Linked DNA regions of Mus musculus: region 2 is linked to region 1. A link is a loop called in an ENCODE intact Hi-C map of the cell type or tissue named here. Cell type or tissue: gastrocnemius. All regions are shown on one strand. Each heading gives the region's core, and the rest is flanking DNA. Links, peaks and the distances in the headings are about the cores only.

Region 1 (15,624 bases), core at 4,067-12,066:
CAGCGTCCAGGCTCCGCAGATCCCTTAGTGGAAAGAGCTAACATTTGTTTCTGTATTTGGGTGGAGTAAGGATCACACAGAGACAGTGACAACAGGGATTGTGAGGGGGATGCTGCTGTGGTGGCAGCAGCAGACATGGAGGCTTCGCAGAACTACAGAGGTCGAACAAAGCATTTCTTATATGTGAACATTTTGCAGTCCACTTGTGAGGAGGGTAACGATCATTGTCTTGAAACACGGAAACCAAGGCTCAGAGCAGTTGAGTGGCCTCCCCCAAAGCTACACAGGTAGCTCTGTACCCCATGCTCCTGACTCCCTCTTCCACAACTTTGCCTCATTTAGGAGAACAGGGGTGGGCACAGCTCCCTCTAAGGGTCACCTTCCAGCAGGGGAGCACAGAGTCCCCTCCCCCAACTCCATTCCCCTGCCTCTGCCTGCACAGAGTTTGGTGGACCAGGTGCTCAGACTGAGTTGTCAAGTAAGAGACGGAAGGAAGAAAAAGCAATTTCTTTCATTTCTTGGCTCAATCCTATGCAGTCAATACTGTTAACAGTAAATCAAATATCAAGACTGCATTGACCCGGGAAAAGGCCAAGGAGAAAGAAAACCCGCAGCAGAATCCAAAAAGTAGAAAATGAGTCGAGCTGTAAATCATACCTGGGACGGAACCCACCCTGGCAGCGAGTGGCTGGAGCCCGAGCTGCCCCAGAAAGCCAGGCCAGCACTCTGGGCAGGCAAGTGTCCTTGTTTCTGCTGCTGCATTGGGGGGACAGGAGGCCTCCAGAGTGTCCGCTGCCACTTTCCAGGCTGAGCTTGGAAGGGACCTCTGGGGAAAGGCTGCCTGGATCCTCTGCCTCTTGATTAGCATCTTCTCTATTGTAAGCTTTCTTTAAAATGTCAGTGCTACGTGTGAGAACACACACCTGTAACCTTAGCATGCGAGGCTGAAGCTAATTGGGTTATAAGTTGAGGGCCAGTCTGGGCTACAGGCCATCCCATGTCAGTGGGGTGTGTGTGTCATTTAGTGAGACCCTGTCTCTAAACAAACGTCTCGAAAAAACCAGGGTTCAAGAAATGACTCAGTCAGCCAAGCATCTGCTGTAAAAGCACAGAGACCTGAGTCTGATCCCCATAACCAGCATACAAACCAGGCATGGTGGGGAGCCACAGACAAGAGGATCCCTGGGGTCAGTGGCCAGGGAGACCCAGGCCAGAGAGCCTGCCTCAAAAAATAAGGTGAGACTTCAGAAGAACAAATCTTAAGACTGACTTCTGGCCCCCACATGCACAACCCCACATGTACACACATACATGCACATCATGCTCCCCTACACATGTGCACACATAAATACACACACGTGTACCACACATGTGTGTACACACATGCACACATGCACACACATGTGCCCCCACACGTTGTATACATACATGCATACATATGTACCAACATAGGTACACATACACATATGTATGTGTGTACACATACATGCACACATATGTACCCCACATGTGTACACATACATGTATACACATTCACCCACACATGTGCTCACATACATACACACATGCACCCCCATATGTGTACACACATACATGCACACACATGCACACCACATGTGCACATACATACACACATGTACCCCACACATGTGCACACATACATGTACACATATACACACATGCACAAGTAAGTGGAAATTAGAAAGTCACAACAGCAAGCAAAGTGTCAGGCACATTTTGCCATGTGGTCAACGTGGCCCCTGCTGGTCAGTGCACATTCAATAAATGTCTTTTCGGCTGCTATGTACACACATTGATCCTAGGCCCTGGGAAGTCAATTGTGAGCGCATTTGCATAGTCTTGGCTTCACTGGGCTCTGTTGTCATGTGTGGGGGTGGGGGTGGGGTGGGAGATAATTATGATCCTAGATGCTATGAGGCAAAATGGAAACACGAAGCTCTGGGATGTCAAGTTCAATTAAGGGGAAGGGACTTTTGGTCACAGGCTTGGCTTTGTGAGGGTAGGGCTCTAGCACAGTGCTAAGCCTTGCCTGGAACATCCTGGGGTCAGTTTCTGGGACCACAGAGATCTAAAGCAGGTGAGGACATGAGATGGGGCTGCTAAGCAGAGGGAAGAGCAGTGCAAAGGCCCTGTGGCTGTCTGTGCCCTGGCAGTGTGAGGAAGGAGGTGTGCTGCAGGGATTGAGGGAGCAGAGTGGTGGGCTGGTTGATGAGAGTCCCAGGGGGACTTGGCAGGGTCAGGGTGTGTGGCTTTTTCTGAGGTGGGGTTTGTTGCAGACTTTGGGGCTTCAAAGGGACCCCCATCTAAGCTGAGTTTTGATAGGGATCTCCCACTATCAGGACCTTCTTGTGAGCGCCTGATTGGAGAGGATTTTTTGAGACAGGGAAAGGACATTTGCAGCCATTCACCCTCAGATGCCATTTAGCACACATGGCATGTAATAACTCCTCCCTGAGCAAAGAGGGAGAGGTGCTGGAAGACCACAGCTAACACCACTGGGGCACTGAGCTATCGGGTTCCAGCAACTGTTTTCCTTGGTCTCTACCTGCCCTTAGGGGTATTCAGCTTCTTTTCCCCAGTTCCTTCCCTCCCTCCCCCTCCCTCCCCCATTAATTCTCCCCCCTTCCTCCTCCCCTCCCTCTCTCCCTCGATTCCTCTCTCCCTTCCTCCCTTGTTCTCATTTCTCTTTTTCCCCTTTTCTTTTGAGACAGCATCTCACTATGTTGCCCAGGCAGGCCTTGAACTCTCAGGCACAGGTGCCCCCCCCCCCAACCTTCTAGGTGATGAGTTTATAGATGCACATCATTGTGCCTGTGTGCATTTCCATGCCTGTAGGCCTTTAAGATAGACCGTGGATGGACATTTGAAAATCGAGAGGTCAAGCTGCTCATGTATGGTAGCCCCCAGAACTCCCAGGCAGAGGCGGGGCGATCTTGATTTTAAGGCTAGCCTGGGGACCCACTTGCTTTTGAGTTCTGAGGCTGTTGGTGGCCATGTACGCGTCATGGAGTTAGTTAGCTCTCTGCCTCTTGGTCCCTCTTGTGACTTACATAGAGGAGAAATGCCAGAATGTTCTTGGAAACATGGCTCAGTACCTGGCCATGCAGGAACTGAGGGACTCAGCCAGCACAGATTCATTCTCTCTCTCTCTCTCTCTCCCTCCCTCCCTCTTCCTTCCTCCCTCCCTCCCTCCCTCCCTTCCTTTCTTCCTTCCTTCCTCCCTCCCTCCCTCCTTCCTTCTCTCCTTCCCTCCATCCTCTCTCTCTCCTCCCTCCCTCTTCCTTCCTTCCATCCTTCCTTCCTTCCTTCCTCCCTCCCTCCCTTCCTTCCTCCCTCCCTCCTTCCTCTCCCTCCCTTCCCTCCTTCCCTCCTTCCTTCTCTCCTTCCCTCCATCTTCTCTCTCTTTCTTTCTTTCTTTCTTTCTTTCTTTCTTTCTTTCTTTCTTTCTTTCTTTCTTTCTTTCTTTCTTTCCCTCTTTCTTTCTTTCTGGAAAGTACTGATGGGGAAAAGCCATAAGTTCTGGGACAAAGCTCCAGGCCTGTCCCTGCCCCCAACCCCTGCCCTTCACCTTTGCTCTAAGCAGGCGAGAGAGCCAGGGGCCTGCTGACAGTCTTTCTTTGCCCTGGTTTCTGCCATCCTCCTGTGTAAATCCAGCTGCCTGTGCCCGAGTCAGAGGACTTCCTGAAAGGCCCTTGGCTGCAGGATGGCCCTCACACTCTGGTCTGTGTCAGGCTGCAAGGTTTTCAGAGTGAAAACTTGTTGCTCTGCCTTAATGTCAGCTGTTTCCTTTCTGGTCACACTGTGCCTTCCCTCTGCCATGTCCTCCCCCACATCTGGAGGAAGGTGTCCCCTGCACTAAGCCAGTGCCAATCAGATCACTCCTTCCTTCCTTTGCCACAGCAATTGGCTTGGAGATGGAACTTAGACTTATTCTTGCCAATGAGTTCCATCCTGCGCATCTGTGTCTATGCTGGGTGCAACAGTCAGCACAAGGCAGGGTCTGCTGCAGTAATAGGCAGCCTTGAAGTTTCAGCAAGGGCAACCCAAGCTCTTTGGGCCCTCCTTACTGTTCCCTTGATCCATGTTCAAGGGCACCAGGTGATGGGTGGTACCTCACCTCACCAGGCATCAAGGATGAAAATGTGCAGTCACGGAGGTGGGCTTTCTGAAGCTGGCCGAGCTGCTTAAGCATGGGGCCCTGTTGACCACCTTGGGCCCAGTTCTGTCTCAGAGAAAGAGTTCCTCTCCCTACTATGCCTCCAGCCCTCCCTTCTTGTGTACCTCGATTGGATTCTAAGGGTTGGCTCGAGTGACAGCCTTGCTTGCTGCATCCCCAGACTCACTTCCACAGTGTCTTGGCATAGAAGGGGCTAGGGAAACACCTCACTACTTAAGCTTCTCTCAGCAGGACTGAGGCCCAGAGCTTGGCCCCCAGAACTCACATGAAAGACAGATGTGGGTGAATGTGCCATCCCAGAGCCAGGGAGTCAGAGGCAGGCAGATGCTAGGGTTCACTGGCCAGCTTAGCTTACCTCTAAGGCTGACCTCTGCCTGCCACACACATTCACACACTTGCATACAGAAGGAGCTCTTTATGAGCACACAGTAGGAGGCATCCTTAAGCACACAGTAGGACATACCTACAAAGCCATAAGTGCTGGTACCACTAAGGTAAGCATCTGGAACCTAGGCTAGTAGTTACCTGGGCCATTTCAGGGAGCTCTGTCTTGGCTGTGGCCCCCTCTGGGGTGCACTTTGTTGAGCTGAGCTGGGTTGGGGAGGGGCTCGGAGAGAGGGTTGGTGTCTCCCTTGGGGTCACCAGGGGTCAATGAGCAGGGGTTGGGCTTATGAATTTCCTCTCAGGGCCCCAGACAATGGGGGCTTATTTGGTAATGTTGTTTCCTTGGCAACCATCTCTGTTCTGGAGAGTGGAGGTACTGGGGGTGGGGGAGGGCTGTGGAGAGAGAGGGGTTGCTGGAGGGGACACCTACTTTTAAGGTGCAAAACAGAGGCTAGTCTGTGTGGGTGTCTTACCTTCTCTGGAACTTGTCATTTCTAGGACAATTCCTTGCATTTTAAGGACATCTAGAGAGCTGAGTTTGAGTTTAGACATCTAACTCACTGTGTGACCTTGGGTCGATGACTTGCCCTCTCTGAATTTCAAGTTTTTCTCCTGTGAAGTAGGGGTAATTCTTTGTAGGGTGATTTGGGAGAGACAAGCACATTATGGGGCGTGACAGAAGGCCCTTCTGAGCACTTGTTTCTCATTTGATTGGTTCTTACTGCTTGGATTTAGTCACCTCCTTGGTCAGCATCTTAGAGTCACTGTTGTTGTGATGAGACACCACAACCAGCATGGGGAGGAAAGGGTTAATTCTGCTCACACTTCCACACCACAGCCCATCACCAAAGAAAGTCGGGAAAGGAACTCAAGCAGGGAAGGAACCTGGAGGCAGGAGCTGATGCAGAGGCCATGGAGGGTGCTGCTTACTGGCTTCCTCACCATGGCTTGCTCAGCCTGCCTTTTTTTTTTTTTTTTTTAAAGATTTATTTATTTATTTATTTATTATATGTAGCTGTCTTCAGACACTCCGGAAGAGGGAGTCAGATCTTATCACGGGTGGTTGTGAGCCACCATGTGGTTGCTGGGACTTGAACTTCGGACCTTTGGAAGAGCAGTCGGGTGCTCTTACCCACTGAGCCATCTCACCAGCCCTCAGCCTGCCTTCTTATAGAACTCAGGGCCACCAGCCCAAGGATGGCTCCACCAACAACGGGATTGCCACACCCATAATGGGCTGACCACACCCACAATGAACTGGCTCCACCCACAATGGGCGGGCCCCCATCAATCACTAATCAAGAAAACTGCCCATAGGCTTATGGCGGTATTTTTACATCAAGGCTTCTCCTCTTTGAGGACTCTAGCAGCACAGAAAGCTTCCAGAGTCACACAGATCTGGAATTTCTAAGGACCAAGGTGGTTGTTCTGGGAGCTTGGCTGCCGAAGGGTCTTCATTATTGGTCATGAGTCACTTTCTGGCATGTGAAGAGACTGAGGTCAAGTCTAGGGTGCCCTTGTCCTGTCTCCCTGCCGCACCCTCCCTGTATATGGATTTGAGTGCCTCATTCCTGGCTGCCAGGGCTGCTTTGGTGCTGAGGCAGGGGCGGCAGCCTTGCAGGGCTGTTTTGTATCCAGAACAACTCAGGAACTGGAACTCATCGGACCTTCACGAGGCTGGCTGCCCTAGGCTGCCTCCTGGATTCTGGCCACCCAAAGCATCAGGCTTCTCCATGGTCTTGGGAGCAGATTGGTGACTGGGTGGGGACCAAACTCACCCCAGTGCAAGACTTACACACACAACACCCAGCAAAGCCCTGTGAGAAGCCAATGCAAGGTTAGTTTTCATAAGGAGAGTTAGATGTTCTGGAGTTGGGGATGTATTTGTACTAAAAAAGTATTCTCTGATTGCTTTTGGCCACCTCACCTAGCCGGTTGCTTTACCACTTTTGAGACAGGGTCCTGCTCTACATCTGTGGTAGGCACGCTTCTGCTTCTAAGTTCTGGGATTGCAGATCAGTGCCAGCACACAGCAAAGACTTTTATATTTTTAAAACTAAAAATATTCCTTGCATGTGTGCCTGAGTAATATGTCTGCGAGCCATGTGTGTGTCAGAAGCCCATGGAGGTCTGAAGAAGTGTGGGATCCTTGGTACTGGGGTCACAGGCAGTTGTGAGCCATCGTGTGGGTGCAGGGAACCGAATAGAACCTCTGCAAAGTAGCCATGCTACAGACTCCGACCAAACAACTTATAACAATTTAATTTTCAATTTGGGGGCGCTGGGGATGGGACTCAGAGCCTGGCGCATGTGGGGCTGGGCTCCTACTGAACGCCACTCTATTATTCCTCGGAGGCAGGACTTGAACCTTATTGTACCCGCTTTATGTTTGGTAATAAAAGTCATGTGCCTGTGGGTCCCCTTAACGTGCTAAATGCAATACGCAAGCCTGGTGCTGGCTCTCTGCGCACACGCCCTTGGACTGCAGTTCCCATGATGGCCACGCGGTGTCGCTGTCGGCCCGCGATACCCGGGCAAGACGGGCTGGCCCATCCATCACCGGCCGCGGCGCAGACAATGCGGGGAGCGGCCTCGGCCCGCGCCCGCCCGCCCGCGCTGTCGGTACAAAGGATGCGCTGTTAACACGTGTACGGTAATGGGCTCCTCCACGGCCTCTTCCCGGGCCGCCCGCTCCCTGCCCGACGCATGGCCGGAGACATCCATCTAAATTATGTCACCCAGCTGTGAGCGGCTCCCTGCCCAGTCGGTCCGGGGCTGTGTGTGCCTGGCTTTCCTGGGCCACACAGCCCAGCATGAGAGGAACCTCTCACAGGTGAGCACCTACTGTGTGCTGGCTGGGCCCCAGCCACAGGACATGTGGCTTAGTCTATTTTAAAGAGGAACTTGATGCTTGTAAGGGTTTGTTTCAAAGTTGCGACGCCCTGCAGCTTGCCTGGGCTGCCTTAAAAAAAGAAAGAAAGAAAAAGAAAAGAAACAAGACAAACGCTCCCAGTTTATTGATGTTTGAATGTCGCCCCACACCATAAAACGCTCCTGTTTAACATTACATTTAGGGGCTGGGAGAAGACACCCATGGTTAAATGCTTGCTATAGAAGCCAAAGCCTGAGTTCGATCCCTGCCACACACCTGGGTGTGCTGGTCCTTCAGAGGTGCCACTGAGAGATGCTATCCGCTATCCACCTTCACCAAAGACACCTTCCTCCCATCCCAACCCTGCCTCAGTAAACAAGGTGGGCATGTGTGAGGGACTACACACACACACACACACACACACACACACACGCGCGCGCGCGCGCGCGCGCGCGCTCCTGTGTACACTTCTGTCCCCCATACCTGTGAACAAGTAAGTCATGGTCAGAACTGCTCAATAGTCTCACTGGAGGATACACCCAAAGGCACCTGCTCCTGCCTAGTGGTCACTTCCTCTCTCCCTCTGCCCTCCCTCTCTCTCTCTCCCCCCCCTCTCTCTGTCTCCCTCTCCCTCCTTCTCTCTCTCTCTCTGTCTCCCTCTTCCTCCTTCTCTCTCCCTCTCTCTCTCTCTCCTTCTCTCTCTTCTCTCTTTCCCTCTCCCCTTTCCCCTCTGTCTCTCCTCTTTCTCTCTGTCTGTCTGTCTATCTCTGTGCCTCTCCTTTCTGCCCAAACTGCCTGTTGGCTTTCTGTCCCATGGATCTGTGTATCCCTGGTCATCTCACACAGTGGAAGCCAGTAGTGTGGGGTCTTCCTGGTCTGGCTTGTTCCTGTTTGGCATTGTGTTCCAAGGGTGCATCCATTCCATAATACACCCCAAACTCTTTATTCCCTTTTAAGGGCCAAGTAATAGTCCAATGCATGGAGGTCCCGAGTTTGGGTTCCTCTGTGGATGGCTTCCTCCTTCTGGCTTTATGGATGACCCTGTTAGAAACTTTTGTGTGGGTGTGTATTTTCATTCCTTTGGATAGGTGTGTCTGTCAGGGAAGTTTTGGGTCACATGGTAGTGCTGTATGTAATTATTTGAGGGGCTCCCAGCCTGTTTCTAAAAAGGCTGTTTATCATTTCCTACTTCTTGAATGATCTGATTATTTTATTCTGACTACCCTAGGAGTCTCTTACTGTGATCTTGACATACATTTTTCTGCTGACAACTGATGTCAAACATCTTTCCCTGTTTTCTTTTGCCATTCGGGTCGTAATCTATAAATAGAAACATCTATTCATACTTTTTGCTTATTGAAGACAAGCATCTCCTCATTGTTGAAATGCCAGAGCTCTTTACATATTATGGACATAGTTGCTTATCTGGCACAGAGTTTGCAGCTCATGTCTCTTGGGTCCACAGTACCACCATTTGCTTCATCAAAGTTTTAGGTTTCAGAGTACGGGTTCATGTTTCTAGTTTGTCTTTTATTTCCCAGGCTTGTGGTGTGTTCTCAGGGAATCCCGCTGTGTGTGATTCCAAAACTGTATTTTGCTATCCTTGGGTGAGGGTCATGAGGAAGGGGCTGGTCAGGGTGGAGAGCTCCAGAGAAGGATAGTGACCGTGGAAGTGGGCAGACGTGGGTGGCTGTGCTTGGTGATGTAGTGAGGCCACTTGGTGCCTTGGTCTCCGGTCCCCATCTGTTACAGGGAGGCATGCACCCTCAGGTTGCTGTGAGATTGGAGGAGGGTATGAACATGGTGCAGATGCGTAGAAATCAGATGAGACGACACAGCCTGCATCACGGGCTCGCAATATCTGCCCCTGGGACTCCTGGTCGGAAGTCCCTGTCCAGTGGTTTCCTTTTGTCCAAGACTCCTCAGGGTCTTCTTGGATTCTAGGGGCGTCAAAAGGGCATCTTCATCAGGAGATGGGAGCATCAAAAGGAGTGGGGCCTGCTCCCAGTGAGGCAGCTGAGGCTCAGAGAGGAGATGCCATGGGAACAAGGTCACACAGCCCACCTTGGAATGACTGCAGAGCAGAATGCTTGCCTATGGCCCTGAGGGGTGGGTCTTCTCTTCTCGGGTCAGAACTATGGAAGGACCCCTGTCTACCATGCACCCACCCTCTTCCCCTTCCCCAGGACAGTTCAGTACCATGAAACTCCTTCTTCGGACTCACCTAACTTATTATTGCTCTTTGGACCTCAGTCTCTTAATCTGTCCAGTGGGGGTAACAATTGTCCCTGTCTCCAAGGCTGCTGTGAGGGAGAAGTAAGAGATGAGCTTGAGACCAGCTCAACCGTGGACTGACCCTGGGTGTGTGCTAGGTTGTCAAACTTCCCTGCAATTGGGAAAACCTCAGACAGAGGCTGGGGCCAGACTCAGTTGGGACAGGAGAGGAGAGTTGGAAGTTCGAGGCCGGCCTGAGACATAAGAAACCCTGTTTAAAAAGTCAAACCAAACACCCACAAGACTCGTATACAAAGCTTTGTCATATTCCAATCACTAAGATGGAGGAGGCTCTACTCAGGCTGCCCCTGTCCACCTCCAGACCGGGGCCTCAGAAAGACACCTCCATGGCTGTGGGAAGAAGCCCAAGGTGCTGTCTGCTCTGAGTACAGGAGGAGAAAATTGCTCTGGCCTCTTGGGGCCTCAGGTGGCAGGACAATTACCCAGTGTGAGCCGGGAAATGGGAAGCCCTGGGGTCAGAGCTGGCTGGTGTGACTGCGCATCCTTTTTGGTGGCTGTGGGCCAACTGTGAGCCAGACAGACACGTGGGTCATGTGCAACGCACCAAGGCCTCATCAGGTTCTCATGGATGCTGCCTGCAACCCCCAGCATGCTTTTAGAAATCTCTTTTCCCAGCTATTGCCTCCTGGACTCTGTTATCTGTACACAATGTATGTGTGTGTGTGTGTGTGTGTGTGTGTGTGTGTATGTGTTTACATGTGCACTTATGTGCATATGCACAATGTGTGTGTATTTGTGTGTGAACACTTGTGTGAGTATTAGTGTATGAGAACTTGTGTGTATGCAGATGTGTATGTGCAGTTGTATGCATGTGTATGTGTTTTTATGTACTTGTATGTGTACTTATATGCATATATACAACATGTGTATTTGTGTGTGAACACTTGTGTGTGTATTAGTGTATGAGAACCTGTATGTGTATGCATGTATATGCACATGTGTGTGTATGTGTTTGCATGTGCTTGTGTGTGCACTTACATACAATGTACAGTGTGTGTACATATTTGTGTGTGAACACTTGTGCATGTGTATGAGTATATGAGAACTTGCATATGTGCATACATGTGTGTATGTATGTGTTCTTGTGTGTATCCACTTGTGTGTGAGCACATGTGTGTATGAGTATATGAGCACTTGTGTGTGTATGTGATTTGCTTGTGTACATTTGTGTGTATGCATGTGTGTGTACATTTGTGTGTATGCATGTGTGTGTACATGTGTGTATGCACATATGTGTGCATGCAGTCATATGTGTGTGTATGTGTTTGCACAAGCTTGAGTGTGCACCTATGTGCATATGTAGTGTGTGTGTATTTGTGTATGGACACTTGGGTGTGTATATGAGTACTTGTGTGTGTATGCACATGTGTGCACATGTGTGAGTTTGTATGTGTTCTTGTATGTGCATCCACTTGTGTGAGTATGTGTATGTGAGTGTATGAGCACTTGTGTGTGCATTTGTGTGTGCACATGTGTGTGTATGCAGTTGTGTGTGTGAGCAGATGCACAAGTGCAAGCTCATGCTAGGCTCAGCCTTCTGCAGTTGTGCTGTCTGGATAGCCATACTTTCTGAGATGGCACACAGTGCCCTGTCTGACCATGAGTCACTGTGGCTGTGGCTTTACGGGAGCCAGCCACAGTGCCCTGAGCTGAGGCTTGGTCTGGCTCTATAGCTGCCACACTGATGAGTCCATGGGGAAGGAGGCCACTCTGAGCCCCAGTTTCCTCCTCTGTGGAGCTGTCTCTGTGAAGATTCTGTGAAGAACAGAGCCCAGGGCCCAGAAGTGGCCCTGCCGGCATGGTAGGAGCCAGTACCTGACCCTTCTGGGTTGGGTGAGGCTTTTCTATAGGGAAGCAGAGGGAGCAGGACCTGGCTTCTCCATCTCATGGAGTGTGTGGCCCAGGAAAGTCATGTGCCTTGGTTTCCTTCCTGAAAAGCAAGTCTGCAGGGCTTCAGGGAAGCTGGAGGTCAAAGGTCAAGCTTGGGCCCTGATGGAGGGAAGCTGAAGTAAGACAGTGAAGAGCCGGTCTGAATTTTCTCACGGTTGACTGATGCTCTGGCCTTGTGCCTCAGTTTCCATACTGCTCAGTGAATGACATCTGGATGGCTGAGTCTGTGGAAACAATGGAGGTCCACACTTGGAGACAGGGCAGGAGCCAGAACAAGACCACAGCAGGTTCTGATCGCTCAACTCCTGGGCTAGAGATGAGTGACATCATGCCCTAGCCTCAGCCTGCTTCTTCCAGTGGGGGCTGAAGACAGCAAGCCATTTACGTTTTCTATAGCTTTGAACCTTGCATGTGTGTATCTGCCTTGTGCTTCTTGGTGCTGGGGCATAGGAATAGCAGTGAGTCCATCTCTCCACTCTGGAAACTGAGGCTCTGAGTCAGGAAGCATTGGGCTGCCATGCTGCCTCACGCTGGATCACTTTGTGTTTGGGTGGTTGGGTTGAAGACCGTACCCAGGACCTTACAGATGCTAAGCATGTCCTCTGCCATGGAGCCAAATCCATCTGAGGTCTACACTCCTGGAAGCTCTCATGCCTCCTGAAGGGAGAACCACAGAGCTAGGTAATCCTGTAGACCTACTCAGGGCTCCAGAGCTGGATGCCTATCTGGTGTTCCCAGCATGCAGCCTGGTGATCCCAGCACAAGGCCGTGTGTGTGTGTGTGTGTGTGTGTGTGTGTGTGTGTGTCTGTGTCTGTGTCTGTGTCTGTGTCTGTGTCTGTGTCTGTGTCTGTGTCTCTGTGTGTGTGTCTCTCTGTGTGTGTGCTAACAGTACTGCATGCAAGTCCATAATTCTGCCTGGGAATGTGAGGCAACAGGTCTGGAAAGCCCTGGTCAGTGAGTGCTCAGGATAGCTGGTCCCCTGCTTTCCTCTTCCCTCACCTGACCCCTGCAGGTCCAGACTGGCCCCCCAGGAAGTCGCAATGGTCAGGTGGGTGTTTGAATCCCCCTTTACCTCCACTATACCCAGCCAAGGAGGCCTTTGAGTTGAACTGTGCACCATCCCATTCTACAGAAGGGGACACTGAGGCTGAAGGAGTAGTTGACCCAAGGACACAGAAAGAGGTGTCAGGGACCAGCCTGGAATTTGGTTCTTGCCTCCTTGCTCCCTGGTGATATCTGGAATGCCCATGCCCTGTCAATTCACCCCACACTGGGATAGTACGGCTGACCCTGGGGGAGGGGCAGGCAAGACAGTCCTGCAAGAGCATAGACCCTCCTCATGTCAGAATTAAACGAAGACACATGCATGTGGAGCATTCTCCACTTTACGTCTTCTGTGTTCAGGGCAGGGATGCTGGCGCAAGGGGTGGTGCTGCGCAGCCACCGCAGGTCCAAGGTCAGCTCCCCAGTGAGATGCAAAATAGTACAGCTATGAGAGAGTGCAGTGGTCAGAGTCATGTGAACACAGATGCTCTGAGGGAGTCAAAGATTATTATACGTTCAGTGCTGATCATGGAGGTCAGAGACAAGCCATCCACAGGGGCTCCTATGCTCACACTGCCTCCTTGGGTGAAGTCACTGGTGGCCCCTGAATGGGCATCAGTCTGTGGAGGCTCTGAAGCGCAAGGCATCGTCTGCAGAGGCTGAGCCAGGCACAAGCCTTGGATTTCTGCTCCATTCTCCCTGCTGAGTCAGCTGAGGACCACTCAATCCTGCTGCTGATGTTCACAGAGCTTTTGGGTAGAGACAGGCTTGGGGGTTTCTGGGATCTTGGACCTGAGGGTCTCTTCCATCCACTCCCATGGCTTCTACACAAGAAGTCCCTTGAGGCTGGAGGCTGGGGTCTGAGGTCAGGCTGCAGATGCTCCTGGCCTTGAGGATGGCCTGTCTACTGCGATGTCTTCACACCATCCTGGCTTCTCTTTGCACCCAAAGTTTTCTTTTGATGAGGGATCTAATGCTATTTGAGCAAGGAACACTATGTTCTAATCTCATCAGCAAAGAACCCCATCACAGATGAAGAACATCCACAGGCTCCCAGGTTCAGGACTTCAGTGTTTTTCTGTGTATACGTATGTGTACATGTTTGCCTGTGTTCATGTTTGTGTGTGCATGTGTGATGTGTGTTCATCCATGTGTGGCTCACAGGTATGTGCATATGTGTGTTTACCTGTTTTGTGTGTATGTGTGAAGTGTGCTCACCCATGTGTGGCTCACAGGTATGTGTATATGTGCGTTTACCTTTGTGTGTATATGTGCATGTGTGCTCACCAGTGTGTGTTCATGTGGGGACCAGAGGCACAGACATTGGTGTATTCCTTAATCTCTTTCTACTTTACTGTATTCATTTATTTAGAGAGAGAGTGTGTGTGTGTGTATACATGTGTACATTTATGGAAATCAGAGAATAGCTTGTGAGAGTCAGTTCTCTCCTTCCACTGTGTGGGTCTCAGGGATTGAACTCAGGTCACCAGACTTAGCAGCAAGCACCTTTACCTACCGAGCCATCTTGCTGGCCCTTTACCTTAGCATCTATGTGGAGAATCTCACTGAATCTGGAGTTCACCTGCCAGGCTAGGGTGATCAGTCAGTGATTCCCAGGGGTCTTTCAGTCTCTCAGTTCAGGAACTGTGGATGTACATTGTCAGGGCCCGCTTTTTATGTGGGTGCTGCGGATTTGAACTTGGGTCATCGTGCTTGCAGGCAAGTGCTTTACTGAATGAGTCTTGTCCCCAGCTCACAGTTTGTGATGACAGACTTTGTACAGCTATTTATTTATTTATTTATTTATTTATTTATGAGTCAGGGTCTCTTTCTATAGAATGTTCTGGAACTCCCTATGTAGATCAGGCTGTCCTTGAACTCTACAGAGATCAACCTGCCTCTGCCCTCCACCTGTTGGAATTAAAGGCCTGTGCCACCATGCCCTGCAACATTGTACACCATTTTGTGGGCAGCCGAGATGTCTAGCTGACACTGGACCTGTGTTCTGTGAGCCAACTGTCATTCCTGCATTGTGGACACCTGGAGGGATTGTAAGTAGTCTGCAGCAATAGCAGGCAAGGGCAGTGTGGGCAGAGCAGGAAGGGGAGGTGCCTCTGGTTTGCAGGGACAGCTACAGGATACAGTCCAAGAAGGGAGGGTAGGACTGGCTGAGGGGATGCCATGCAGGAGGAGGTGACAGCAGGTGCCTTACAGGTAAGGAACTGCTGGAGGCGGTCTCTGCATGGGTTGGGTATGCATTCTTATTTTCACAGCTGGACTTGTCTGCTGCCAGCCCTCCTTCTGCAGGGGAAGAGCTGATGGAGAGATGACTTGCTCAGGGTCTCACCACTAGGAGGATCTCAGGAGCAGTTATGACCACAAGTCCAGCTGTAAAAAAATTAGATTTGCCAGGCTTGGCCACGGTGAACCTGAACACACCTTCCCAAATGCCTCACACCACCTCTGGATTGCTGTGTGTGTGTGTGTGTGTGTGTGTGTGTGTGTGTGTACATGTGTGTGTGAGTGCATGGTTGTACATGAGTATGTGCATACATGTGTGTGCGTGTATGTGTGCATGGATGCATGTGTGTGCATGTGTACTAATGTGTGCCTGTGTGCACATGTGCATGTGTGTGTGTATGGCAGAGGTGGACATCAAGTGTCATCAATCTCCCCCCACCCCTTATTTTTGAGTCAGTCTCTCTCACTGAACCTAGTGCTCACTGGTTACTTAGTCTGGCTGACCAGTGAGCTCTAGGCTCTCTCTGTCTCCTGTCTCCCATCTCTGCCTCATCAGTGCTGAGACTTCTAAGCATGTCACTGCCATGCTTGGGTTTTATGTAGGCACTGGGGAGCAGAACTCTTGCTTGTTTAGTGAGCACTTTATAGACTGGACCACCTCTCCAGCCCTGAGATTACCTTTGTTACGAGATATGCCAT
Region 2 (15,624 bases), core at 4,225-12,224, 220 kb after region 1:
AGAGATGGACTTAGCAGCAAGACAAGGGCAAGCAGGCAGAGCATTTCTCCATGCCCTCTGCATCAGCTCCTGCCTCCAGGTTCCTGCCCTGTGTGAGTTCCTATTCTGACTTCAATGATGAACAGTGATGTGGAAGTGTAAGCTGAACAAACCCTTTCCTTCCCAAGCCGCTTTTGGTCATGGTGTTTGCCACAGCAATAGCAGCTCTAAGACCTTCCTGCCTCAGGATAGTGTCTCTGGCATGTCTGACAGTGGATTTTGCTTTCAGAACCTCATTTCCTCTATGGAAGCTCCTTCCTCTTTGGTGGCCCTGGAACTCAGCACTCAGCCCCATCATTGATGTGTCTTCATGGGAGACCACAAAGGAGGTTGCATGCCTCTGTGTGCCTGAAGCCCATCAACCTTCCCAACATTCTGTGGGGCTTCAGGGAAATACAGACAATGACCTCAGCCTCAGAGTCTAGGCTCCAAGAATCACATTCATGCCCAAGTCTTCAGAGTCTTCTAGAATTTTCCTTCTAGGAGCTGGATCCCGTCCTCTTGCAGGGCTGATGTTGCATGTTTTTGTGTGTGTGTGTGTGGTCTTAGGAAGGGACCAGGCCTCTCAAGTTCCCCCAACATTCATTGCATAGAGGCACTGAGTTCATAGCATGTGTAGTGGCTGGTTTTGTGTGTCAACTTGACACAAGCTAGAGTTATCACAGAGAAAGGAGTCTCCCTTGAGGAAATGCCTCCATGAGATCCAGCTGTAAGGCATTTTCTCAATTAGTGACCAAGGGTAGGAGGGCCCATTGTGGGTGGGGCCAGTCCTTTGTGGGCGGGGCCAGCCCTGAACTGGTAGTCCTGGGCTCTATAAGAAAGCAAGCTGAACAAGCCAGGGGGGAGTAAGCCTGTAAGAAACATTCCTCCATGGCCTCTGCATCAGCTCCTGCTTTCTGACCTGCTTGAGTTCCAGTCCTGACTTCCTTGGTGATGAACAGCAGTATGGAAGTGTAAGCCAAATAAACCCTTTCCTCCCCAACTTGCTTCTTGGTCATGGTGTTTTATGCAGGAACCCTGACTAAAACAGCATGTGCACTTCCTTCATGACCACACTGTCAGAGGTTGCATGAGATAGAAACAGTCACGCATTGAGGGCCCAGGGTCTGCCTTCTCTGCTCTGGACTCCTGTGGCAGCCTGGGCAGGTGGCTGACCCTCTCTGGGGCCCAGTTTCCTCATCTGAAGACCCGGGTCTCCAAGGTCTCTTCAGTTCACATTGAAGGGTTCTGAATTCTGGAGTTGCTGTCTCATGATGCAGGAGAGAAGGGGGGGGGAGAGGGAGAGGGAGAGGGAGAGGGAGAGGGAGAGGGAGAGGGAGAGGGAGAGGGAGAGGGAGAGGGAGAGGGAGAGGGAGAGGGAGAGGGAGAGGGAGAGAGAGAAACATGCGCTGTATCATCGACAGAAAGCTTCCATCCAAAGTCATCTCTCCTCTTTCTCATGCTACAGTTTATTTTTCTGGCACCAAAGCTTAAGAAAAACCTACCCAGTGTTTTGTCTCTCAGAGAACACACCACACACTTTGGAGAAAATGTGAAACATACAAAGTAAGAAGGAAGGAGACAGAAAAACAATCTTTTCACCTGACTGACGTTTATTAAGTGCCTACTGTGTGCCCTTCACTGCAAAGAGCTCAGTGTGTTTACTGCCAGGCTAGAGTGTTTATATCTGAAAGCATAGCTACAAATACAGAATCCATAGTTCAAGTCCTACTCCTGTATGTGTGTGTGTGTATGTGTATGCATGTGTACTCACGCATGTGTGTGTGTACTCATGCATGTGTGTGCAGATGTGTATGTGTGTAGATGCATATGTGTGCACTCATACATATGTGTATGTGTATATATGTGTGTATTTCTGTGCACACATGCATGTGTGTACACTCATGCATATGTGTATGTGAGTATATGCCTGTGCACTCATACATGTGTGTGCATATGTGTATGTGTGTATTTATATGTAATCATGCATGTATGTGTGTATATGTGTATTGTGTATAGGTGTGTATAGGTGCATGTGTGTGCACCCATGCATATGTGTGCATGTGTGTGTGCACTCATGTATATGTGTGTATGTTTGTATCTGTGTATGTGTGTGTGTGTGTGCACGCATGCACATGTGTGTGGGCTGGGTACAGTGTGTCAGGCACACTGTCCACTTGGTTTTTCAGACAAGGCCTCTGGGATTTGGCAAAGAGGCTGGCCAGGTACTCAGCTGTCCTCACCTCCCCAGCCAGAATTACAACCCCAGGACACCCCACTCAGCTTCCTGCATGGCTCCTTGTGGTGGAACTCAGCTCCTCCCGCTTGTGTGGCAAGTGCCTTTACTGACAGAGTCATCTCCCCAGCCTTTATCAGTTTTGCAGAGCAGCTGCTCCAACATCTTAGCTAGAACTTGTCCATAATTTGATGTGTGTCCCAGGTTGCCCTGCTAGTGCATTTCTAGGATAAAATGAGTTTTGCTTTTGTTTTTGTTTTTTAAAAATTGCCTTATCTGTATTTTCACTTGCCTTCCAGTGGAGACTTCAGGGTCGAGCAGCTTCTCCACTATAGATGGGTCTGGGGCTAGACCCCTTGTCTTCCCAGCTTGCCTAGACCCTGAGCATTGAAAGGGAGTTGCTGCTTATCCCTGACTGGTTGAGTTTTCAAACTTTCAACCTGGACAGCACCTCCTAGCTCAGCCCTGTGTGTTTCTGTCTTCTTTTCTTTATGCAGAACATGATGGTGTAGGATTAGGGAAGGCATTGATGGTGCTGGTGTGTAAGGGTGTCCAGAGTCCTTTGGGAAACCTGGGCCACAGGTTACCTCTGGAAGACAGCTCCTTCCTACACTTCCCAACTGGGGCTTCAGAACAGAATACCATGGGCAGAGGCATGGAGGGAAGGGATGTGGGGGAAGGGCTTATAGGGTGGAACATGGGGAAAACCTTGCTGGGTCCTTCTAGCTCCCCCACCCCATAGTGGTCTTGGTGTCCTTTACAGATCCAATTGTAGGACCATGGAAGGCAGCCTGGTTTCCGGTTGAGCTAAGGCTTGAAACCCCGATGACCCTGCAGGGGATAACCCTGCAAGGGACAGTAGGCATTTTGCCACCCTCCTGGACACCAGGCTCCTGGCATGAGGCCACAGCTCTCCATAGATTTGGGGCCATCAGTCATGAAAGGGCAGTGCCCCAAGCCCCTCCACAGGTAGAGGACATGACCACAGGTCACATAGCCTCAAGACAGATCTCCATTTTAATGAGAGGCTTAGCCAATAAACTCTCCTTCCCAGACACTCCTCCCTGCAAAAGATCTGCCCTGAGAAAGTGGGGTACGGCTTTATTCATCACATTCTCTGCCATGACAATAAATGCCTTAAAACCATGGGCTGTCCCCTTTCATCGAAATCTGCCATGGGTAGCAATGGAGCAGGTCTTCGCCTGAAGAGCCATTCTAATCTGCAGAAGCCCTCTCAGCCATGGCCTCCACCAAGCCAAGTTGCCTGTTGAACAATCCAAGGACTCTCCACCCTGCAGGACCCAGCCGGAGCTCTCCCCTCTTTTCCCCTTTGTTTCTGGGCCAGCTCAGACTGGTCCCCAGGAAATCAGACTGCACCCCCCCCCCAGTCCCCAGAGTGGTGTCCAGCAGCTTCTCATAGCCTGACACCTGCCCAGCACCAGTGTGGGGTAAGCACAGTCAAAACTCCCGCATGCCACCTCCTCAAGTGACCTGAGACCTGTGGCGGAGTGGATGCAGGACACACCATAACCTAACCCCCAATCCTCTGTCTGTGCCTATGTATCAAAGAAACTCTATTTAGAAGGATGCAGTTATACTGGATGAAGGCCAACCCTAGGTACCTGGAGGTCATCCACATTGGCAAATGCTTTATCTCCTAATCACGTCTCCCTCTCCAGTCCAGGCAGTAAGGACCTGGATGACCTTTTAGGGGACAATATTAATGCTATCACATCACCTCAAGTACTGGAAACTGTACACAGAATGTCAGCATCAACTTGTGAAATCCCCCTGTCCATCCATCTGTCTGCCCTCTCTCCCCACTCTGTCCCTCTTTCTTTCCCTTAGTCTCTGTGAAGACTCTCCCCAGAGGTCATAGCATAGCAATGGATCTACCACTGAACCCAACCTAAAATCTTTTTCTGCTCCTTTCAGTGAATACATGGTGGTGATATGCATTTGTGGAGAAGCCACCATATTTCCTTGGATGTCTGGGCGACCACTGATCAAGTAAGGAGCATCTTCACTGTGTGTTTTTGTTGGGTGCTGTGATGGTTTGTGTATGCTTGGCCCAGGGAGTGGAATTATTAGGGGATGTGGCCTTGTTGGAGTAGGTGTGGCTTTGTTGGAGTAGGTGTGTCACTGTGGGCATGGGCTTTAATACCCTCATCCTAGCTGCCTGGAAGTGAGTCTTCTCTTAGAGGCCTGCAGATGTAGATGTATAACTCTCAGCTTCTCCTGCACCATGCCTGCCTGGGTGCTGCCATGTTCCAGTCTTGATGATAATGGACTGAACCTCTGAACCTGTAAGCCAGCCCCAATTAAATGTTGTCCTTATAAGAGTTGCCTTGGTCATGGTGTCTGCTCACAGCAGGCAAACCCTAACTAGAGACAGGTGCCTTGGCTTCTCCAGGCTGCTAGTGTCTGGCTCATATCAGAGGTCAGAGGTCAGAGGGAAGAGGGAATAGTTGTTGGATCCCATGCTGTGAGGGACTCCCCCTCCCCTGGGTTTCCATAGAGCATCCCCAGTCTGGGCCTCTTCTGTCCAAGGAAGTGGAATTTTTAAATAGCCAAACTGAAGAAGAGACAGGCTGCCAGCTGACCAGGGGCAGATGGAGGGCTGGCATAGCCTTAGGGGCTGGCAGGGGACATAGCTTCTCTGACAGCTGAGTGATGCTGGGGTGCTAGATTCGATGACAAGGATGTGGGTTGTCCCCTGGAATCCTGTCCTTGTGCAAAACCAAGGCAAATTCCAGAGCACAGAAGATCTGTCCTCTTCCACATCCAGCCTGGTAGAACCTGGCTTTGTTCCCTTACAGCCCAGACCCTGGGGCATTTAACAGACTAACTGGGAGGGGCCAAGGCATGCTTCTGTGCCAGCTGCCCATCCCTCAAAGCTAACACAGCAGCATCCTGATGGTGATGCCAGCCCAGAGGTGCCCAGGCATCAGCCAGCTGGCAGCTTTGTGGACAGCCAATGGAGCGGCCGGCCCATCTGCTCCACACAGCCAGCCCCATGCCTATTGCAGGCAGGCCCATGGCCCATCCCAGTGGCTGAGGTGCCAACCACAAGGTGCTCAGGGCCAGCTGGCTGGTTGGCAAGACTGGCCAACAGACCCATCTGCCTGCTGGCACCAGGCAGGCACACAGGGAACTGTGCCCAGGGTCCTTGGGGTGCCAGCCTGCCTGGTGTTCCAAGGCATCAGGGGTTCTGAGTCCTCTCTTTCTGTTGTCCGTCACCCCTCATGAGTTGGTGCCAGTAAAGATCCGATTCCACAGGAAGTCAAGGTGATAGGAATCATGGAGGGGGAGTGGTACTTACATGGTATGGAGTCAGTACTCCTGCATTGGTACACAGAGTACTGAAAGACAGCCTGTCCATGGTGGAGTCTAGGCCCAGGTTACCTTTCCTGGCCCACCAGGAAAGTATACCTAGTATACCACAGGATAGCCTACAGCCTCAGTCTCCCCATCTGTAGCTGGGTACAGCGATGGTAAGTGAGCCGTGCTCAGGACATGGGGATGGCGGACTCTCGGCACACTACTTGAGAGCATAGGTTAGAGTCTGGGAGCACTAGCCAGCAAAGCCTCTGCTCCAAGTCCACCAGCTAAAGGTCTGTGGAAAAAAAGCCTCAGCTGGAAGGCCTGACTCAAAGTCTCTATCACCCCCCACCCTGTGAGTGAGTCCTGTGGGGATGCAGGGAGGGGTCATTGGGAACAGAAGAAGCAAAAGAGGGCAGAATCTCCTGGGACCTTCAGGTCTTCACATTCAGCCCACTTCATTCCGGGACCCACGCTTGAGGCATGGTTAGGTGATCCACATGTGGTTCTGACTGTATTTATTTTGTGTGCCCACTATGTGGGCAAAGCGCCCCATGTCCCCACATAGGCCGAAGACCCATGGGTAGGAACCCCTGTTGGTTTGGAGCAGACTGTCCTCCTGGCTTCTCTGGAAGACTCTGGTGTCATACAAACCCAGACAGTGTCTCGCACCCTGAGCCCCACGTACCCAGAGCACCATACTCCTGCCTTCGGGAGGTTCGTGAGCTGTGCAGGGACATCCTCTGCGGAGAAGGTTATCAGAGCATCTGTGACTGGGTCAGGAGACATCATGAGACTGAACCTGTGAACATTTTCTGTTAGAGTCATGTCGTCCATGGCTTCAGTAGTTCCTCATGGAGGCCCACCCTAAGCTTATATCAGAGGTAGAAGGCTGACTGGGTGGCCGCTGCCCCTACCACGCTGTGGCTGGACTCTTCAGTGCAACAGCAGCCTTGGGTCAACCATGCTTCTGATTCCCCCGCCAACACCCAAGCTCTCTGTGGGATGTCTTAGGTCTACCTAGGAAAAGCCATCTAATGGAAAGAAACAAGGAAGTACGAAGGGAGGGAAGAAGGAAGAAAGGAAGTGAGGGGAGGGGAAGGAGTAAGGGAGGAAAGGGATGGAGGAAGGAATGGAAGGGAAGAAAGAAAGGGAGGGAGGGGGAAGGACAGAAGGACAGACAGGAAGGAAGGATAAAGAAAGGGATAGGGAAGGGAGGGAGGAAGGAATGGAAGGAAAAAGGGAGGGAGGGAGGAAAGGAGGGGGAGGAAGGAAGGAAGGAGAAAGAGATAGGGGAGGGAGGAAAGGCAGAGAGGAAGGGAGAAAAGGTGGGAGGGGGAAGGGAGGGAGCAAGGGAGGGAAGAAAGGAGGGAGGAAGACAGGCCTTTGTTCATCTGTGGTGTGGACTTCACTCAGCCTCTAGTCAGAACAAGGGTCCATGTGTCTCTGGCCTTTGACCTCCCTAGCAACCCACGCCTCACTCAGAGCTCTCTGCATTTGCACAAGGCGGTGCTGAGAGACAGTGGAACTGGGCTTCCTGTCTGCTATTGGAATTGGCAGAGATTGGTGGTGTTAGAGGTGCTTTAGGAAGCCTTGGATGTCTGAGTGAACTGGGTAGGCTGGGCATCATTGAGAGAATCCCTGGCGGGTGTCAGGTCCTGCGGAGGCAGAACTCCCCTGAGCAGGGGAGGCATCCAACATGGAAGTCAGGGTCTTCCATCCCTTGAGGGAGAGTAAATATCATGACAGATCTGAGGCTTCGTTCAAGGGCCTCCATCCAAACCACCAAACAACACGTGTATTTTCCAGATATTGCCTTCCAAAATAGGATTTTTCAAGTGATAGCTAAGGGCAGAGAGTGATCATTTTCAGTCATAACGTGACACTTTCCCTAGTCAGTGGCATGGTGTATGTTGGGTGCTGGCCTTTGTCCAGTCAGAGCTGGGGTGGGGGTACAGAGCTTCAGGAATCCATCAGGATAGACAGTGAGGTATCATTCCAGATTATAGTTTGTTCTAGACATGAACTTGAATACAGGCCTTTTCCTGGGGAGATGTAAGCCACCGCTTCACCCCAGTGAGCACACAGACAAAGTACTAGGCTGTTTTCATGGCCATTTTATGTCCTTTTCTGAACCCTTTCCTCAGAAATCGGACTTCTTGCCAACTGGAGAGAGGGCAGGCATGCATGCAGATCCACACAGCACGTGTGGTAAGCCTCACAGTGAGACACACAGGACGCCCTCTGCTGGAAGTACTGCTGGATGTAATTTCCTCTCAGCTGAAATCATCTCCCCTGGAGGCGAGAGGGCAAGAGGGAAACTCACAAAGTTCAGGAAAGCCCTGAAACTTACAGAACTCACAAGGCCCCTCCCTAAGATTGCACAAGCAATAAGATGGCAGGGGAGAGGAGACTCTGAGATGCCAGGCTCCAGAGCTGCCATTCATCTGTGTGTCTACTATGCTGGAAAGGGTTTTGGGGAGGCAGCTGCCTTTGAGTTACACACACTCTGTAAGCAACTCCAATAAATTGACGGGCTCACCAAGCCATACTTGGATGAAGTGCTCTCTGCTGTTGTTGCTGCTCTGTCTGGATGAAGCCATTTACATTACCATAGGAAAGTCACACAAGCGCACACAGTGTGCACATCTGCAGACATTCACACATATGAACAACCTTGCAGAAACAATGCATAGGCATGCGCAAAGCATACACACCACCAATTTCTAACTTTCTTGTGACCAGTCTGAAGATTTGCATGATACTTACTCATCAGACCCTGGCTCTACAGGATCACTGATGGTCACTCCTGACTCTGTAGGATTGCAGACACTGCTGCCCCTGTTCCCCAGCTGGGACCCTCCCAGTCTAGGCCCTGGCATTTTGTGTCCTGCTGGCTCTTCTGTTTTCCTCTCCGTCCCTCCATTGTCATGTCTAGTGAGCAGTCTGTGACTGTGTTCACTTTGTATCATTCCCAGGCCTCACCAGGCAGACCTTCTTCTCCCTTCTAGCTCCCTGGTTATTGTCAACACAGTCTGCACAATCTTGATTAGACATGCAGCTGACAGCAAAGGCAGACAAAAGCTTCCAATCTACCCACACCAGTAAGATTGACATCTGGGTCTCCAGAACCCTCATCAGAGCCAGGTGCTGCCCTGTCTTCCTCTTCTGTGAGCTCTGCTACACCATAGGTGTCACCAGCATCCCCCTTTACAGATGTGAACACTGAGAACATTGGGACCTTCAGGCATTTGTTTAGCCAGCACATTGCAGAACAAAACTCCAGACCCAGGAAGTAATGTGGAAACAATCGCCCCCTGCAGGAGAGCATGGGAAGTGCCACCTGGGGTTCCTGAGAATAGAGTGCGGATTGTGGGTGCTTTAAGGACCCATGGTCACTGTAATCCCATGGCTTCTCTTCAGTAAGTGAATGCTGTACCCTAGGAAGGCTCTGCAAGGGTGTGCAGCAGAGTCAATGGCACGTCTGACCTTACAGTGTCAGTTCTTTCCACATCACCGTTTGTCTCATGAGAACCAATGAGGCTGGACATCTTGGGTGGTTTTTAAAACATTTTCCCAGCAAAATTGGGAGGCAGAGGCAGGAAAATCTCTGTGAGTTCAAGGCCAGCCTGGTCTACATAGTGAGCACCAGTCTAGCTGGGAGCACACACACACACACACACACACACACACACACACACTTATACACACACATACACTCATATACACACATCACACACAAATACTCACAGCACACATATTCACACAAACTCTCATACACACATACTCACACACTCACACATATATTCACACACTCACAAATTCACACACACACTCATACACATGTGCTCACAACACACACAGTCACTCACACAAACATACTCGCACATACATACTCACATACTCATTCACACACATCTATTCACACACACACACTCATACGTGTACACATACTCACACATGTACGCACACTTGCTTTTTCCCTTTTTCTCTCTGTCTGTCTCTGTCTCTCTGTCTTTGTCTCTCTTTCTGTCTGTCTCTGTCTGTCTGTCTGTCTGTCTCTCTCTCTCTCTTTCTCTCTCTCTCTCTCTCTCTCTCTCTCACACACACACACACACTCACACACACACACACACACTGCCTCAGAGCACTTCTTCTTGGAGAACATCTATCCCTCCTCCCCAAGGCCTCCCTCACTATTCCGTTTTTGCAAGAGGCCTATGGAGAGCCACACATCAGAGAAGTTACAGGCAATGAGCAGAAGGTGAGAGGCTGTGTGAGGGAGGGTGGGCATCTCCTGGGTGGCTCACTGTGGGTGGCTTATGGAACCTGCAGTTCACTTACCTTTTATCTCACTCTGTGAGAGAGAAGTCTCTGAAGATTCCAGACACCACTGTGACTGAGGGAAGGGCCTCAGCTGGGACCTTGGTGCCTGAATCCCAGTCCATCGGCTCCTCACCCCTCCCCTGTTGGCTTAACTCACTGCCACAGGTGGCCTTGGGGAGACTCCAGGATCGCACAAATGAGTGTTCAAAGCCCATCACTGTGCCTCACAAACCATGACTTGACCCAAGGAGCTCATTTTCCTTACCCAGAGAGTGTCACATCCGTGTCTTTGTGGTATCCTGGTGCCCCTTCTCTGCCAACTCAGATGAAGAACTTCACTAAAACCATTCCAGTTTCCCCCAAGAGAACAGAGAGGACCAGAGAGGCCAATGATCTCACCTGGGGTCCCAGATGTGCTTGGTGGGAGAATGGGGGTAGGAACCAGCCAGTGCAGGAACAAGGTAAGACTTGGGACAAAATACGAGGGACACTAAAGACCTCAGCAGTCTCCACACACTGTTTTAGTGAGTGTGTTATTGACACTCCTCTTGCACTCGGGCTTTGAGATGGCTATTCACAGTGCTGCACTTAAGACACTTAGATTTTGTTTGTCACAGATGCCCTTGAGAGCTTGTATCTGAAGATGAATTTAACTAGTTCATCCTAATTTTGAACCTCCATATCTGCTCTGACCCTGTCCCAACTCAGTCAGTCAGTCAGTCAGCACATGCTTAAGAGTACTTGCATCGGTGAGCAAGGTCATTACAAGATAAGAAGTCCAGCTGGGTCAACACACAGAGATAAGTGGAGATCACATTTACTGTGGCAGAGAGACAGCGATGAAGTCATTGTTAGACCCGGCAGTGGGCAAACTTCCCCAGGGAGGCTGTGTGTGATGGGGAGAACTGTAAATGTTTAGGGCAAAAAGGAAAGACACCAGGAGAACCTGAGGCACAGTGGGGAAGGACTTGGCCTCTGACCCCACAACAGCAGCAAGCCCTAGAAGATCACAAACATGGGCAGCCTTGAACTTTCTTCTCAATGCCTGCTCAATGGTAGTTTGGCCTTGTGCACAGAACCAGGATTCTGGGGCCTTGGATCCTGCTGTGTCCTGTGTCCCCGTGCTTGCCCTGTCTTTAGATTTTAACGTAGGGCGGTGCTTGCCTTCCCTGTCCTGGGCCCCCCAGAGCAGGCCCTGCTTACCCTCATTTCCAGATGGAAATCTGGGGGAGCAGAATGGGGACCCCACTACAACAGAGCTGCACAAGCTTGGGGTGAGGCAGTGGGCCTGCCTGGAAACCTTTGTCCCCTCATTAGCGGTGGCTTTTCTTCTGAGCGCGCTCCTGGGAGGAAAGGGCAGGGAGGCTGTGGGGACGCAGTGAAGGTCTTAAAGGAAATTATGGTCTGCATAAAAATACCTCAGTGGAGGGCCTTAAACCATTCCCCTGGGCATCGAACGGTGACGGAGAGTCTATCGCTGTTCGCTTATGTGACCGCAGCCACCCAAGGTCAGAGAGAACAGAAGAAAAGCATTTAAGCATGCAAGGGGCCCAAGGAGGGAGTGTCTCCACACTGCCCTCTCCCCAGCTGCTCCGAAGCAGGGCAGAGAGCAGGACAAGACTGGGGCTGTGGGAAGGGAGGGTGAGGAGGAGCCTGCACCGGGACAGGAGGAAGCTTCAAACCTGGCTGTATTCTCACCCAAGTGTTCCCTTGGGGGGGGGGGAGAAAATATGACACCTGATTGGGATGAAATCAGAACGTGGTGTGCTGGCTCCCGCCTGTAACTCCAGCGCTTGGGAAGCTATGGGATGGTCACCCGGGGATGGAGGAAACAGTCTGGATGGTTGCAAAGGCCCGGGGCTTCATAGGCTTTTCTACGAGGTGGCTTTGTAGATGGTAGATCCTTCTCTCCCAGATTCACCTACATGAAGAAATTACAGCTCATGGTCTCTGCCGGGTGGAAAATTACCATTGGGCTTAATCCTGGGACTCAGTGAATCTGACTACCTCTACACTGTAACTGGGCACTGCACCCAATGCCTAGAGAGGGTCCTCGTCAGCCCCAAAGACTAAGGAGTGTGAGATCACACAAGAAAAGACCTTGTACTGGCTAGCTTTGTGTGTCAACTTGATACAAGGTGGAGTTATCACAGAGAAAGGAGCCTCTCTTGAGGAAATGGCTCCAGGAGATCCAGCTGTAAGGCATTTTCTCAATTAGTGATCAAGGGTGAGAGGGCCCAGTGTGGATGAGGCCAGCCCTGGGCTGGTAGTCCTGGGTTCTATAAGAAAGCAAGCTGAGCAAGCTGTTAGGAGCAAGCTAGTAAGCAGCACCCCTCCAAGGCCTCTGCATCAGCCCCTGTCTCCAGGTTCCTGCCATGTGTGAGTTCCTGTCCTAAGTTCCTTTGGACAGCAATGTAGAAATTTAAGCTGAATCAACCCTTTCCTCCCCAACTTGCTTCTTGGTCATAATGTTTTGTGCAGGAATAGAAACCCTGACTAAGACAGACAACTCTGAATCAGGCCCAGCAACGGGCTCTTGGTAGCTCAGAAAATTGGGCTCATGGGCCCCATGGTAACATGAAGTGTAACCATGAGGGTCAAATGGGGTCAGGCTCCAAGGTACTTAGTACTCAGTAGCAGTAGAGGTACGTAGTACACAGTACCAGCAGAGGTGCTATTGGAAGAGCTACTCCATGAAACAGACAGGGAAGCCTGTCTGCATAGAGTATGTCTATACTTGTGTATGGCTGTGGCTTCCTCTGAGAGTCTCAGAAAAAAATAGGCAAGCTCCTGGGAGTAGACAAACACACCCTTATGGCTGAGGAATGGCTTTTGGGACCATGGCCACTTGAGAAATGAGGTCTTTGTCTTTCCCACTGGTGGAGGAGTCCCTGCTGGTAGCAGAAGACAAATGGGTGCTCTTGTTGCAATAGCCTGGATCCTGGGCATCGACAAGAAGGGGCTAGATTTCTCTGACTTCTAACCTCTGTGGCCAGAGAACTGAATGGAGCACCTTGTGGGAGCACCACCCATCTCAGGGACCTTTGACTCTCAATTATTTTTGTATTTCTAAGATAAGACCTCTTGCCCCAGGGTGGTTGCTCACAATAATGTAGTCCACAGAGTTTGTAATTCTCTAGCCACAGCCTTCCCAGGAGTGCTGGGATTACCAGGCCGGCCTTGAACTCACTTTGTAGGCTAGGCTGACTTTGAACTCACTCCAGACCCCAGATTGAGCTAGAATTTTCTACCTTTCTGTTTTAGCCTCCTAAATAGCTAGCATGATGGGTATCACTGTGCCCAGCTTGTTTTTGTTTGCTTCAGATATCCCTTCCCCATGTTCAACCTTGCCTGGCTTAGCCTCTTGTCTAAGGGTTTGTGGTCCTTGTTTTTCTGTAACTTTGGGTCTCCCAGCATGGCTTGAGTGTGTTCCGGGGGCGTCCTGTGCTTTAGGGCCCACAGCCTGAGGATTTGCCTACATCAGCATCTGCAGGCATCCACCCTGAGCTCTTCTGATCTGAGATCTGAGACAGCCGAGGGGCTGCCCATGCCGGGCGTGATGGAGTGTGTGCTGAGAGGGGCTGTAGATAAGCGGTGATTCCTGAGGACGCTCCATCATCGCTCCTGAGAACATGTTAGCGGTGATTGTTTGAATGTCTCTGCTAATAGGATATTATTCATAACACTCGGGCTGGCTCAACTAGAAGATGATAAGAAATTAAATCCTTAATGGCTTTCCAAGGGAGAAGACTTTCCCTGGGGGAATTGGGGACCCTGGGAAGTGGTTGCCTACGACCGGCCCATATTCATAGGGACGTGATCGAAATCAGCTTTATATGACCCTCCCAGGAAAACATGGGGACAAAGTCAGAGGACAGAAGGAGATGGCTGTGATGGGGGGGGGGGGGCACTTGCTGCCTTCTGAGTGTAGACACACTGCGTTCTCACCTGTCTCTGTTACCACAGAAGTTGCAAGCCCGGGACACAAGAGGCCTGGAGAAGCCAATAAACTGGCTGCTAATGTCAGGGCTTGGGTCCTGAAGCAATCTCTCCAGGAGTGGACCTCACAGAAAAGGTCTGCGAGAATCAGACTCTGAAGCTCTGGAAGTTGGGCATCCCCACTGTCCCAGGGGGTAACAGGCACACTGAGTGGGTACAGGAGACACATAAAATTCTGAAGGTCCCTCCACCTAGACCCCTGTGATTTGCACACAGGCTTCCTGGTTACCATTCAGAGCTTGGGAACCTTCTTAGCAATCCCTTTCTGATGGAAATCTCTAAAAAAAGGGACTGAGCATGGACCACAGAACAACACACGTGCTTAGTTTCACACACGTTCCTACATGCACACAAACATGTGCACACAGACATAGAAAGCATATACACATGTGCATACACAAATGCATGTGCATGCACACACACATCTGAGCGCTTGTGTGTGTGCACATGAGCTTGTGCGCATGTGTGCATACACACACACACACACACACGCACACACACACACACACACCAAATGGCAAGTGTCAGTTGCCAAGAGCAGAATCTCTGGTCCCATGTTCTGGGTCACGCCTGCATCATGCATGTTTTCTCTGGACTCCCTTTCTCCACACCTCTGATTATCCATGGCATGGAATTAACCTCTCCTGTTTCTGGGGCAAGGCAGACAGGATGGTAGGATTCTTCCACAGTCCAAGCCCCTCATCAGGAACTCAGTGGTGCAGATATATGTAAATATTTAAAAGCACACACTCTTTTTGTTTGATTTTCATTGTTGCAGACTACGGAGAGCCCTGGTTCCCAGCCCCCATTTTCTCTCCTCTAGGTCTCATTGGCTCCACAGTAGAAGCCAGCCTAGATTTCCATTCCCAAAGTTCACGATTCACCCAGCCATGAGCTGTGCCTTTAACCACTGCTAAATTGTTTCCTGACAGCCCAGCTCCAGTGTTCTCCCCTGACATTTGATTTACATATGATCTTTAAGCAACGCCACAATAGCTGCAATAGCGATTTGGTTAATATTCCGAGTGCTCCCCCCACAGCCCGTACCTTGCAGGGCCATTTCCTTGCAGCAGTATGGCAAAATGCATGTACCAAATAAATGTATTGCTAATGAAATCAGCAGATTATGGGGAGGAATCAATTGCCCTGCTGCTGGGATGAGGCACCAGGAGTTAATTTTGTCTGGATCTGCAAGGGTAGCTGTTAATGGAACAGGCTTTTTACCTAATTGGAGGAGAAATGAATGAAATATGGTAACATTCCACGATGCATGCAGTGAGTGCATCCCAGTCCCATGTCCTGCCTGGCAGAGATCACAGAACAGTGAGGCTTGGTCTCCTCCCCACCTCTCCCTCTGGTCCTGTACAGCCTGGGCTCTCATGGCCTCATCACCCTCCCTTCCTTTCACACTTCACACCCTTGCTTCTTCCATTCCACCTTTCTTCCATTCATCTTCTTTAATCTATCCACCTACTGTCTCTATCTGTCCTTTTTTCTTTCTACCATCCATTAAGCTACCTGTCTGTTCATCTGTTCATACATCTTCCATCCATCCATCCTTCCACTCACCCACCCATCCATCTATCCATCCATCTACCCATCCATCCATCCATCCATCATCTACCCATCCACCCATACCACCTGTCCATCTGTCTGTCCATCCACCCACCCACCCATCCACCCATACTCCCATCTACCTACCCACCCATACATCCATCCATTTA

What was found. Hi-C counts contacts between places; a loop is a spot of excess contacts. Peaks named below come from ENCODE experiments on the same cell type or tissue, not always from the same donor. Only the 100,000 strongest peaks of a DNase experiment are listed, where the experiment ranks them.
Region 2: a loop joins it to region 1, with 1.9 times the contacts of the local background. A loop is called at or near these places in 15 of 42 quality-filtered maps.

What each region holds. Positions count from the first base shown.
Region 1 is chr5:112,145,454-112,161,077 of GRCm38, reverse strand. It overlaps 1700016B01Rik (RIKEN cDNA 1700016B01 gene), which reads right to left and starts at 4,851. Exons shown (of 2, transcript NR_166436.1): 1 at 4,724-4,851. In gastrocnemius, for the core only: no CTCF peak of the experiment used is centred there; a DNase peak (open chromatin) is centred at 7,120; H3K4me3 peaks cover 1,341 bases; H3K27ac peaks cover 1,808 bases.
Region 2 is chr5:111,925,199-111,940,822 of GRCm38, reverse strand. It overlaps Gm36794 (a long non-coding RNA gene), which reads left to right. Exons shown (of 5, transcript XR_880587.2): 3 at 4,190-4,264. Among named protein-coding and RNA genes, the nearest start is that of Gm42156, 11 kb to the left of the region's middle. In gastrocnemius, for the core only: a CTCF peak has its summit at 8,890 (motif pointing left); DNase peaks (open chromatin) are centred at 4,896, 5,294, 5,724 and 8,898.